2 separate regions of the Homo sapiens genome follow, and region 2 is linked to region 1. A link is a contact called in ENCODE Hi-C data. All regions are on one chromosome and are shown on one strand. Each heading gives the region's core, a stretch centred on a gene start or an enhancer-like site at or near the end of the contact. The rest is flanking DNA. Distances are from core to core; before and after follow the strand shown. Region 1 holds the start of ACAP2 (ArfGAP with coiled-coil, ankyrin repeat and PH domains 2). Region 2 holds the start of LINC01972 (long intergenic non-protein coding RNA 1972).

Region 1 (6,223 bases), core at 811-3,310:
TGTTACAATCAAGTTTAACAAAAGTTCACTATAATATTCCCTACAACTTAATCAGTATGTTGCCCTCTTATTTTATATTCAATGATTTCTTTATTTCAAAAACAAAGACATCACATGGTTTGTGACCAACCCCAGTAGCTAGAAGTATTTCCAAATCACTTCTCTCAACTTAAAAAAAAAAAAAAATTAATGTGAAACAAAGGGAGTTCAAAGCTACATCTTCTAAGGGAAAAATGCTGTGATTATTTCACTTAAAAATAAATAGCTGAGTCATAGTAACAAAATTTCACAAAAAGCTGAACTTTCTAAGGTGCACTTTAAAAATTACTCCACTTGCCATGCTGTCCTGGAAACCAACCTGCACGCCTGTCCTAGGAAATCTATTTGTGTCTCTTGAGTCCTTCAATAATGCAGAACATAAAAGTTTCAAAAATGAATCGCAACAACAGCTATCAAAGGAAGTGGGTTTTTTTAAATAATAGCCCTAGGCTCCAATAAAATTAATACCCAAAAATCATCAAAGGGCAAACGCAAAAAGCGTTCTTAAATTTTCTCTAAGTAGCAGTTCCTTAGTTTTACAATTCTTTTCTTTTTCGCTGAAAGGAGAATAAGAAATCCAATTAACAGTGTTAAGGATGAGAACAGTTAGTTCCCAGGCAGAGGATGCAATTTACAATCCAGGCTTGGCCCAGACATTAGCGGGCACACACACGCCAGTGCTCAGAGGAAGCTTCAAGAAATGTCACTATCTAACGGAAGTGTTAAGGCCTTATATTTGTAAGGACTATGACCAGCCCTGTAAATAAATACACTGTAAAACGCAACCTAGAAAAACTCCATTGTCCAAAACAACTCAAGACTTTCCTACTATCCTCAAAACAGAAAGAACCTGTGTCCTGGACGGCCTCAGGACGACCGCCTCTCACATAGAAAGAAGGGCAACCCATGTGAATCGGAGTGCCCCCATGTCAACTCTGTGACAGATCCACTGGGAGCATCCGACTGTGATCCGGGCCCTCCTGGGCAGAGGCTGCTGGAAGAGGAACACACAGGCAATCTTCACGGCCCTCCTACTTCCGTTCTCAAAACAGAAATGCACTTTTCTGCTAGTCCTCCGCCCTCAGCCCGGTACCTCTCGACAGCTGTGCCCCCTTCAACGAGCTTAAGTGGAAAGAAAAGCAGGTAGTCACCAACTAGGGTCCACGGAATGCGGTTGATCACAGCGCTTCCCCCCGCGATTCCCGCACGCATCCACCGCGGGCGCCCTCCGGAGAGTCGCTCTGGCCGGGGGCACCGCGAAGCAGAAGTCGGCGTCCCAGTTCGCCCCCTACTCTCTCCTCCCCGGGGAAGGGGGGCAGAAAAGCGCAAAGAGGAACTAAATGAACTGCAAGAGGATGCCCTGAAAGCTCCCTCAAAGAGGGGGTGGGGAGGGGGTGGAAACCAAGAAGGGGCGGAAGGAAGGGGGAAGGAAGAGCAGCCAGAGGAGGAAGGGGGCGAGAGCGAGCGCCCGCGAAGGGGACGGGACTTCGGGAGCGCGGCTGCACCCCATTTCCCCCAGCGGGAGAGGGTGCGCCGGCCTTCGGGGCGCTCCGCCCCGGCAGAGGGCAAGGAAAGAAATGAGAGGCGACGTCCCCGTCCCCGCCACTTCGTCGCCCCTCGGGAGGGCTCGGTGGGGACTGCAGTGCCCTCGCAGGGTGGGAAACGGCGGCAACAGCCGCTCGCCCCGTCGGAAGGAGCGGACGGCGGGGCCTCCTCCGGGTGCGCGGGCCCGGCTTTCACGCCCCCAGCGCCGGGAAGGCAGCTCCGCGGTGACGCCGGGCGGCCGTGCCGGTTACCTGAAGCGGGGCGAGTCCTTCAGACACTCCTCGAAATCCACAGTCATCTTCATCCTGCCTCCGCCTCGCAGGCGGCGCTGGCAAAGCCGAGGGGGCCGCGGGAGCGGCCGCGCTGGGACGCAGACGGCTACGGCGGGCGCACGGCCGCGACTAGCGTTGCGCGGAGCTGCGAAGGGCGCCTCGCCCGCTGGTCATAGCAGCCGCGAAGACGGCGACGACTAGTCAGGCCCCAGTCCCGCCCCTCTTCCTCCCGCCCCAAGTAGAGCGCTGGCCGCAGGGAAACGGCCGGGGAGTGACAGCAGCGGCCAGCCAGCCACGAACCTGGCGGCCAAGGGGCGGGGCATCCGGCAGCACCGCCTGCGGGCGCCCGGGCAACGGGTCTGAGCGACGGCAACCCGAGCCAATGAGCAGCGCGACCGTGGGCACCTCCTTGCCACAACCGCCCCCGAGGGCCAACCGGGATGCGCGGGCGTCGCTAGGCGGGACGCACCGGTTGCTGGGAGGCCGGCAGCTGAGGTTCCTTGGGAAGGAAGTCACGTGGCTGCGGCCGCGCTTCCCTCCGAGCCCCCGCCTCTTCTCCTGCTCCCCGAGCCCCGCCCTGCTGAGCTGCCAGCCCAGAGGAGCAGTCTCCTGCAGGTCTGAGGAAGGAAATTTGCTTTTCAAAGCAGATTGGCAGAAATCTGAAGAGGTTAGAGGCAGAAATTATAAAAGGAAGAGATAGGCTAAGCCACCTATTCCTTTCAGTTTAGAGAAACTGAGGCCAGAAGAGGAGCGAGGATAACTTTAGTGATAAAATCCATCTTTCATGTATTTGTTCCATAGCTTCATAATCTGGAAATTGCTCCCATGTACATCTTCTCATATAGCCAGAGACCACTTCCTGAAGGAGCTGCCGTTTGGGTTGGACATAGAAAGATTTAGGCAGGTATGGGAGGTAGGGTGCTTCGTGTGGAGGAACTCCTCTCAAAACTGCCGAAAGCATTCCCCCTCACTGACACTTTGCTCCTGGTGGTTTTCACTGTTCTGCCATGGTGGGGTTCTGAAGACCAGGCTCATCGTACTCACCTTGCAACACCTGCCCCTCTAATCCACACTTTTTCTAGAAGCACTTTAAGATACTTATCATCTGATCCTCACGGCAGGTATTTACCATACTCCTTCATTTTAAGATGCCATTGATTGTAAAAAGTACAAAGATGTCTTATATGTAATGAGTAATTTTTAAGCCAACCTAAAAAACACGGGCGTATCTATAAAAATGAATATACAGGGTGTTCTAACAGCATAGTGGCTCTGAGTGAGAATCTGGAGGCAAACTTCCTGGATTTAGGTCCCAGCTTTCTCACTTTAAAATGAACATAACACACAGATCTGATGAAGTTGTCCGGTTAACACAGTGCCACATATCGATCATTCAGTAAATGTTGGCTATTTTAATTGTACCATTTGCCTCTTCAGTACTATAATCAAAGGGCTTAAGTCTAAGTTCTCTCACTTTCACTGTCTGAAGTTTTTGTTTGTCTCAAAAACAATCAAACAATTTCGTTCCGTTCCCCAGGCTGGTCTCAAACTCATGGCCTCAAGTGATCCTTCTGTCTCAGCCTCCCAAAATGCTGAGATTACAGGTGTGAGCCACACACCCAGCCTTCTAAAGTCTTAATATAACTTTCTGACCGTCTGGCTAAGTATAGCGTGATGACATACTGTTTTTCGTAACCCATCAAGAGATATCTTGATCTCTTTAGCATCTTTAGAAATTAACAGTATAGACAGGGCATGGTGGCTCACACCTGTAATCCCAGCACTTTGGGAGGCCGAGGTGAGCAGATTCCTTGCTCCAGGAGTTCCAGACCAGCCTGGGCAACATGGTGAAATCCTGTCTCTACAACTCTACAAAAATATACAAAAAATTAGCCAGGCACATGCCTATAGTCCCAGTTACTCATGAGGCTGAGGTGGAAGGGTCACTTAAGCCTAGGAAGTCAAGACTGCAGTGAGCCATGATTGTGCCACTGCACTCCAGCCTGGGTAGACAGAGCAAAACACTGTATCAAAAGAAAAAAAAAGGAAAAAGGAAAATTAACAGTATAATTCTGAGGCATTTCAGAGAATATAGAAGCATTATATTCATTTATTCTTTGCTTATAAACTTGATTTCTTTTTTAATTGTGTATTCCTGGAAACCACACAGCTTTTCTTGATAGCTAAAAACAGACTATTGACTGTTAAATGTTCAGGGTCCTCAAGCACATTAGTGGTCAGGCCAACCTTCCCTAACATTGTAACTTCAATGTCAAATTTACCAAGACAGTTGGCAATCTCTACTATATTTGGTTGCGTTCCTGATGTGTGACAGCTAATCTGCATATACAATAACTTATTATTTTAATACTTAATCACAGTGTAGCCTTTTAGAAGATACCTAAAGTGACACTTTGGGGTTCAAATTAATATTCAACTGCATGGCACCACAAAGGCAAATAACTAAGCTAATTACCAAGTGAACATCTTTCTGTGGATGGCTAAATTTGCATATACCCAGTTAGTGATAACACTGTCACAATTTTTCTTCCTTGCCCTGTGATAAAGCAAGCATTTGGGGGTGTCAATTCTAAGATAGGTCCTAAATAAAGAAACATTAAAGTGGGATGGGGTGGGAGCAGTGGGTCTTAGAATAAAAGAAATACAATATTATTATCCTCATCTTTTTTTTTTTTTTTGAGAAGAAGTTTTGCTCTACCACCCAGGCTGGAGTGCAGTGGCACAATCTTGGCTCACTGCAACCTCTGCCTCCCAGGTTCAAGTGATTCTCCTGTCTCAGCCTCCCGAGTAGTTGGGATTACAAGCATGCACCACCACACCTGGCTAATTTTTGTATTTTTATATAATAATGGAAACCAAGGTCCCAACATATGAAAATAAATTACCAGGTGACTCAGGCCAAACACAGGCTGCCTGATGCCAGATCCGAACTACTAACTGTCCTCCCTCCCCTTAAGAATTCTGCCTTTGCAGTTGTAACTCTGTCTGCCCGTGTAGCAATCTCCCTTTCATCTTCTCTTTAAAACACCACTCTTATGCCACCCCCTCAGGAAGCTTTCTTGGCCGAAATACAAACCTCTCTATTCAACACACAGTAAAAGTTCCTTACTAGGCCCAGTCTGCACTCTAAAAGAATATAAAGTACCAAACTTTAAATGTCTTCCAAATTTCTTCTCCCCAAACTTCTCAGTCCCTCTCTACAAACCCTCTGGAACCCTGGACACCCATAGTTCTTCATAGAAAGCTGCTGATTTCCTCTGAGAACATTGTTGACCATACATCCTCTTGAGCAGAGGTTGTTCAATCTCTCCTCCCTGGTACTCCTTGGTCAGGATACATAGTCAGCAAAAGGCTTACACTGTCTTACTTTCCTTGTTGCTGTTATCCAGCAATTTCTAGTAACTCCCTGCCTTAGCCTGGCTAATTGCGTTGCAAATTATCTCAAGAAAAGGAAATTACAATGAGGGTGACTGTGGGCACTACTGGAACTGACAAGGGCAGAAACTCAGGCAACTCTTAGGACTGGTTTTCTCTCTTGTCATCTGCATCCTCTCTCTTTCCTACTTGCCCAACCCCATCAACTTTCCTTTCTGCTTTCCTCTAGGTTCTGTTCCCCTGTGAACCTGGTTTGCATACAATCTATCATTGCTACTGATTCCTCTAGAGGCTCCCAGTGGGTAATATAAAACAATGAAACTTTCCAGGTGTGAGCAGCATGCGGTGGTGGAGGCTATGACGAACAGAAAGCATGTGCCCTGTGTCCTTCTCAGCTCCAGTCAGTTCCTGCCATACCAGACCTCAGATTTAATGAGAGACGCCAAACAGCCAGATTTTCATGTGAAATCTCCCTGTTTTCAAATATTGACAAGCCTTTCAAAATATTACAGAACATTGCACAGGTTATAAAAATAAGTTTCAGGGCCACTCTGCAACCTCTGCTAGATATTTCTTGACAATTCTTTTTTTTTTTTTCTCCTTTTTTCTGAGATGGAGTTTCGCTCTTGTTGCCCAGGCTGGAGTGCAATGGCACAATCTCAGCTCACTGCAACCTCCGCCTCCCGGGTTCAAGAGATTCTCCTGTCTCCGCCTCCTGAGTAGCTGGGATTACAAGCTCATGCCACTATGCCCGGTTAATTTTTGTATTTTTAGTAGAGACAGGGTTTAGCCATGTTGGCCAAGCTGGTCTCAAACTCCTGACCTCAAGAGATCCGCCCACCTCGGCCTCCCAAAGTGCTGGAATTACAGGCATGAGCCACTGCGCCTGGCTGACAATTCTTTATACAGCCTTTCAACTTCGGCTCCTGGTGTTAATTGCTTAAATCTGTTTCCCAACTCACAGATCCCAG
Region 2 (6,462 bases), core at 1,213-3,712, 670 kb before region 1:
AAAAAATTAGTTGGGCATGGTGGCAGGCGCCTGTAATCCCAGCTACTCAGGAGGCTGAGGCAGGAGAATCGCTTGAACCTGGAAGGTGGAGGTTGCAGTGAGCCGAGATTGTGCCATTGCACTCCAGCTTGGGCAACAAGAGCGAAACTCCATCTCAAACAAACAAACAAACAAAACAACAACAACAACAAAGACAAACCACAAAACAAAACAAAAAAACCCTACATATTGGGTACAGTGTACACTACTCAGGTGATGGGTGCACTAAAATCTCAGCCTTCACCATTATACAATTCATCCATGGAACCAAAAACCACTTGTACCCCTAAAGCTATTGAAATAAAAAAAATAAAATTGATGCATAATAGGTATACATATTTTTGGGATACCTTTGATAATTTGGTATGTTGACATAGTGTGTAAACATCAAATCCGGGTGATTCAGATATCCACCACCTTAAATATTTGCCTTTTCTTTATGCTATAATCATTCAAATTATTCCTATCTAACTGTTTTGGAATGTACAATAGATTATTGTAAACTATAGTCATCCTGCTGATCTATCCAACACTAGGTCTTATTTCTTCGATCTAATTGTATATTTGACCGGTTAATCAACCTCTCTCCGTCCTCTCAGGGCTTTCTTTAAACATAGATCAAAGAAAAAAAATTTGAATTGGGGGCTAACCCCTCTGTTTTTCTACGAAACCAGAAACCTTACGCTGTCTTCACACTTTCGCAACTTCCTTTTATTGGCATAATTTGAGCAAGTGTGTGTGTGAATGTGACTCTTGCCAGTTAGTTTTGCACCACTGGAGAGATGTGAAAGTATTTGCTCTTGCTGAGATGCAACGAGGGGTCGGGTCAGTGCTAACTTGACTACTCATTTCTATTTGACCTTGCAGAGAAGGTTCTTTCAAGAGCACTTAAAAACAATAGCCTTGCTGGGACAAAGTGAAAAACACTGTGAGAGCCTAGAATGTGTACACTGGAGAAAGACACAACAGGACACGAGAGCTGTCCCAGATATCCGAAGGGGGCTACCTGGGGAAGGAAGCAGATTCATTCTGTGCAGCCCAAAGAGGTGGAACTGGGCTGGGAGGGAGGATGTGGGTCTAAGCAAAGTGCCCCACGGACGCCGCTGTCTAAGAGCAGTGCTGTTAGCTCCCCATGGGTGGGGTTGTTGCAGCCGAGGCTGGGGGGCTAGTTGGCAGCCATGCTGCAGGAGGGGACACCAGCCTTGGGGGAGAGCCGTCTGTTAGCTCCTCACTTCTCGGGTCTTGCCCAACCCTGCCTTCATAAACACTAGAAGAATCCTCCTTGTGAGTGGGATGATATGCCCAGGAATGTTGTGGTAGGGCTAGGAGAGGACAGGGAGAGTCAGCTGCCTTGCCAAGAGCCCAGGACGGGAGGTCCTGGGCCAGGTGGATAGCACCTCCCTCAGCCTCAGAACTCAGAGGCTGGCTCAGAGCCAACACCATTCTGCCCAGTTGTCAATGAAGACTTTCACTCTTAAGAGGGTGAAGGGCAAAACCTAAAGGATTTTTCCAACAGTTGTACTCTGATTGCGGAAACCAAAGGAAAGAGTCATGGGTTCTGACGAAAGGTTAGAAAAGCTTTTGGGAGGAGAAGGCATTGAACCTTGATGAGTGGGAAGTTTAACTTCTGGGAAAGTTAAACTGAAATTCATCTGAGCCGCATTATGCTCTTGGCTGTCCTTCCTTTTACCCTATTCAAACCAATGTAGTCAGCTTACCTCCCGTCTTGGGCAGGGCCTGGGGTGGGAGTAGAGCTGGGGTGAGGTGGGACCACAGTGAATCAGACCCAGCCCCTGCCCACCAGGACCTGTAGTCTGGTCACTGATAATCCAGTAGAAGGCAGTAAATTGTGAGTGCCATAGAAAAGGTACCTTGTGGGGGGCTCGCAGGACAGACCATCACACCTGGCTGGGGATCAGGAATGCTTCATGGGGCAGTTCCTCTTTGAGATGTGTGCTGAGGGATGGGCAGGGCTTTTGAGTGAAGGAAGGAGGGTAGATGTGAGTCTCTATTATAATTCTCCGGCAAAAATATTCTGGTTTCTCTCTCTTAGTGGGTAGATTGGTAGGAAGATAAGGTTGGTTTTGGTAGGCTTTTTCTCTTTCAGGTATCCGATACCCACTCCTCACCTTAAAAGATATCTGTGTCTGTTAACTGTCCTTCTTAGGTCCAGAATCAAACTCATCTGTCAATGGGCTCCATGGATAGGGACCAGCAGGGGAGTTAATGGCCCTGGAGACAGAAGGGGCAGGAGGTCAGGAGTCAGGGCTTCGGGAGCAGCCAAGGGGCATTGGGAGGAAAGAGACTGCAGAGAGACTGAAAGGTAACTCATTACGTGACAAAGACTTACTGTTATTACTGATAATTTGCAGCAGGCACTGTGTTGGGAACTGGGTATCCTAAGATGAGGATAGCAGGGCGTCTGCCCCAGGGACCCCCCGCACGGAGGTGGCTGTGTCGGCAACAGTGGTGTCACAGTAGGTAAGTGCAGCGAGCAAAACAGGCCACAGAAGTGCGCACTGGTCCACGGTGACCCCAAGGAGGACATGATCCCCCTTGTCTGGGAGGTAAGGACAGCAGGCAGCCCACCTGCAGCTGGGAGTGGTGATGGGAGAAGCTGCCGGGCTGGCTTCTTGCAGGTCGGCTCTTAGAGTTGGGCCTTTTTGGCCAATTAAATGGTCTCACCTCTCCCTTAAATTCAAGAACTTTCTCCATGAATTCTCAGTCCTGTGCTCACCCAGCCTCTGCTGCCTCTTTTGCTGTTGGGTGGCTGTGGTCGCCACAGGTTCTGCTGCATTTTAGAGACCGAGTCAGCCTTCTGGACTTCCCACCTGCTGGGTAAAACTCAAGTAACATGTGAGAGCCGCGCTCCTCAGGCCCCACCCCCTGTGGGTGATTGATTTCTAAGTAGGGGAAGCCCGCCCTCCTCAGGTCCCACCCCTTGTAGATGATTGATTTCTAAAGTAACAAGTGAGAGCCAAGCTCCTCAGGCCCCACCCCTTCTGGATGATTGATTTCTAAGCAGGGGAAGCCCGCTCTCCTCAGGCCCCACCCCTTGTAGATGATTGATTTCTAAAGTAACAAGTGAGAGTTGCGCTCCTCAGGCCCCACCCCTTGTAGATGATGGATTTCTAAGCAGGGGAAGCGCGGCCGCCCCGGGTTAGACACGCGTCTGTTTGCTTGCAGATGTGCACACACTGTCTCCGGCTTCTTCTGTGGCTTGGTAGAAGCCCCAGCTTTTTAACTTATTAAGCACAGCTCTTCCCTCTGTAGGACTGCAGGCAGGACAGTCCTCTTCCCGGGCTCACCGCAACATTCAGTAGCTGCTTTGAAGGAACAGAATAAGGTTGCCACATGCCAGTCTGTCCTCCGATCACTTCAGGGTTCCACTCACCGTGGGTTCAAGGCTTCTTTGATTCTTTGTTTCCTTTAGTTTTCATTCTCTCCTCTTCAGAACAAGAGTAGATGGTTCGGTGTATGCAAATATCACAGTTCCAGGTAACTTGAAGGAGCAGTTTGGATTTAGGTATTCATTCTTACTTTTATAGGACTGTAGATATCTCTTTATGCAAATAAGACTTACTATTGTATTATAAGAGCAATAACCATGCACTGCTTCAAATGACATCATTTACATTTTTATTTTTGCAATAAGAATATATTTAGGCAACAGAATCAATGCTGCTTTTTGAGAGGTATTTTCTAATTTCTAATGTTGATGGGTTCAAAGACTTGCTATGAGTACATGGGTCACAGACACCACCTCATGCAAAGCAGAAAGGAAATAAATCAAGGAATGAGAACGAGAGCCAACACCATTCTTTCTTTCTTTTTTTTTTTTTTTGAGACAGAGTCTTACTCTGTTGCCCAGGCTGGAGTGAAGTGGTGCAATCTTGGCTCACTGCAACCTCTGCCTCCCGGGTTCACACCATTCTCCTGCCTCAGCCTCCCGAGTAGCTGGGACTACAGGCGCGTGCTACCATGCCCAGCTAATTTTTTGTATTATTAGTAGAGACAGGGTTTCATCATGTTGGCCAGGATGGTCTCGATCTCCTGACCTTGTGACCTCCTGACCTCGTGATCTGCCTGCCTCGGCCTCCCAAAGTGCTGGGATTACAGGCATGAGCCACCGCGCCTGGCCGCGCCAACACCATTCTGCCCAGTTGTCAATTAAGACTTTCACTCTTAAGCAGAGTGAAGGGTAAAACCTAAAGGATTTTTCTCACAGTTGTACTCTGATTGTTTGTGGAAACCAAAGGAAAGAGTCATTGGTTCTGATGAAAGGTTAGAAAAGCTTTTGGGAGGAGATGGCATTGAACCCTGATGAGTGGGTCATTTGGGTAAACTAAAAAGTGGTGGTGGGGAAAGGAGGAGGGACGTAAAGGGGGAGCAGACCCCTTGGCCCACTGCCCGTGTCCCCTTGGCTTTTCACTGGTGCAAGCTGAACTTGCATGCCGAAGAGTCCATGTCCCTCCCGCCCAGCAGAAACCCACACCTGTGACTGATGGGAGTGGTGGACAAATACCCACAACTTCCTCTCTCTACTCTTGGCTGAGGACAATTCTGAAGTGAGCCCTACACTGTCTCCCAGGTAGGATCAACTGTTAGTTGCTACAATGGGAACCTGCTGAAAAAAGTACCCTTTATTGACTTCTTTTTGTTCCCCACTATCCTGCTGGTTTTTTCTGTCCCAAATATACTTGCACTTGAATCCTTGTCTAAGGGTCTGAGAATCCAACCTAAGATAAAAGATGTTTCAGTAGCTGGAACAAAACATGTAAATGGAATGGGTTGGGTGTATTTGAAAGGCATGAATGCTCCAAGGGGGCTAGTGGCTTGGAAGTTTAGAAGGAGATGAGACTAGAATGATAGGAGTCATGATGTGAAGTATCTGAATCCTGAACAAAATAATCTAACTTTTTTGTAGACAATGGGAAACCATGGGGCTGATGAGGGTGGTGAAAACTTTCTCCAAGGTCTGCAAGCATCCGCTTCTCTGGCTCAGGCTCATGGGGCTATTTGCTTCTCTTTCAGCCCCTCCATTCTGAATCACTTACTTGTTAGGGATTCTGCAGGATGCACCTATGGTCCACCAAGTTGGTGTCTGCTTTTGAGGAGAACACTGAATTTCTTCTGGAGCTTCTTGAGCTTCTTTGTGGAAAGAGCTAGGGTTTTTGGAAAAGGCCAGACTTTTGGAACAGTATAGGCTATTTTGGCATTAATTGGATTCTTCCTCATAGGCAGAAGAAGGTGAGTGGCTGGAACTAGTCATTCTAGTTCTTACAATCTCAGGAGGAATGTTTGATGCAAAGGAGTCAGACAGCTGTAAGAAGAGCTCAGCTCACTGAGTTTGGCATTCCTGGGGGCAAATAGGAAAAGACTTCCAGCCAGTGTTAGGGAGTCAGATGGCAGTTGCTGGTGACATTAGAGCTGTTCACCAGGGCTTCGCAGGAGGGAAAGCTGTCCATCAAACAACACCCTATCTACTGAGGGCCTCCTGGGCTTTGGAGAATGCCCCTCAGCCCTGGTGATTATCTGAGACAGTGGGGGGTGTCCAGGAAGTTTGCAATAAGGAGGCGCAAGAGGCTGTTCTTGTTCATCCAAAAGAAGTGGAAAGGAGACAGGGAAGTATGTCTGCTTTGTGGGGAAGGCCCTGGTGCTGGCTAACAGTAAGCAATGTGGTCTTGTAATGCTAGTGGGCAAAAAGCAAAGGGATGTCAGCAATCCAGCCTGTGTTTGTTGAATGCATTTGAGTCAGGTCCTAGGCTGGGCATTGAGCGAGGGAGTCAGGAGAAGGAGCAAGATAAGCCCAAGGAATTCATGGTCAGGGGTCATCAAGAAGGTATACGCACATCTAACTGTAATTCCAGATGCAGTCTGACCTGAGCCATGAAGAAGTGCAGAGTCCCCAAGAGGCCAGAGAGCTCACGTCTGGTTAGAGTCGGGGTGTTTGATGGGAAGATGAAAGGAGGAGCTGGCATCTGAGGTGAGCCTTGTGGGATGTGCAGGGTTTGGATATATGGAGAAGGGCGTCGGGAGATGGGGAGTTTTATTCCCAGGGACATTATTGGGAGGGACTGAAGAATCACTCTGGGTCCAGCTCCTGGGAAGGGGTTCTTGGCTCACTGCCTGCCCTAAGGCCACCTTTCCCCTGTGTAAGTTCCCCCTCTAGTCTTTTAGTCCTGGCACTTGGGTCCAGGAGCAGGAGTCCTGGCTCATCTTAGCATTTAGGGAGGCCACATCCCCTCTCTGGGGCACTGTTCCACCACTTAGAACACAAGGAAGTTGGGCTGGTCAAAGAGTATCTGTGTTAGGGAAGGGCTGTCTAGTTACATCCTCCACCTACCCTCGGTGAGAGGCACCGCTGGGCTTAGCCTGGTTTCTGACAGGAGCAGGGATGTCCCATCCCTCAAGGGTGTTCAG

The links. A loop is a pair of places that touch in the nucleus more often than their neighbours do. Pooled maps may share reads with other maps.
Region 2: a loop to region 1 is called in a map of ascending aorta, with 7 times the contacts of the local background. The contact joins the promoter of LINC01972 here to the promoter of ACAP2 in region 1. A Hi-C loop is called at or near these places in 4 of 168 maps with a recorded cell type or tissue (CD4-positive, alpha-beta memory T cell, CD8-positive, alpha-beta T cell, ascending aorta and 1 more), 3 of 37 single-sample maps with no recorded cell type and 17 of 50 pooled maps.

Annotation. Positions count from the first base shown.
Region 1 is chr3:195,440,960-195,447,182 of GRCh38, forward strand. It overlaps ACAP2 (ArfGAP with coiled-coil, ankyrin repeat and PH domains 2), which reads right to left and starts at 2,061. Exons shown (of 23, transcript NM_012287.6): 1 at 1,836-2,061. The coding sequence starts at 1,888. RefSeq lists enhancers at 976-1,065, 1,605-2,104 and silencers at 1,516-1,565, 1,586-1,805, 1,926-2,425.
Region 2 is chr3:194,766,247-194,772,708 of GRCh38, forward strand. It overlaps LINC01972 (long intergenic non-protein coding RNA 1972), which reads right to left and starts at 2,463. Exons shown (of 3, transcript NR_146990.1): 1 at 2,390-2,463; 2 at 2,169-2,271. The region is part of intron 3 of LINC01968 (long intergenic non-protein coding RNA 1968); the gene reads left to right. LOC105374292 (a long non-coding RNA gene) reads left to right here. Exons shown (of 6, transcript XR_001741084.2): 3 at 5,910-6,025. RefSeq lists enhancers at 2,954-3,248, 3,364-3,463 and a silencer at 3,094-3,193.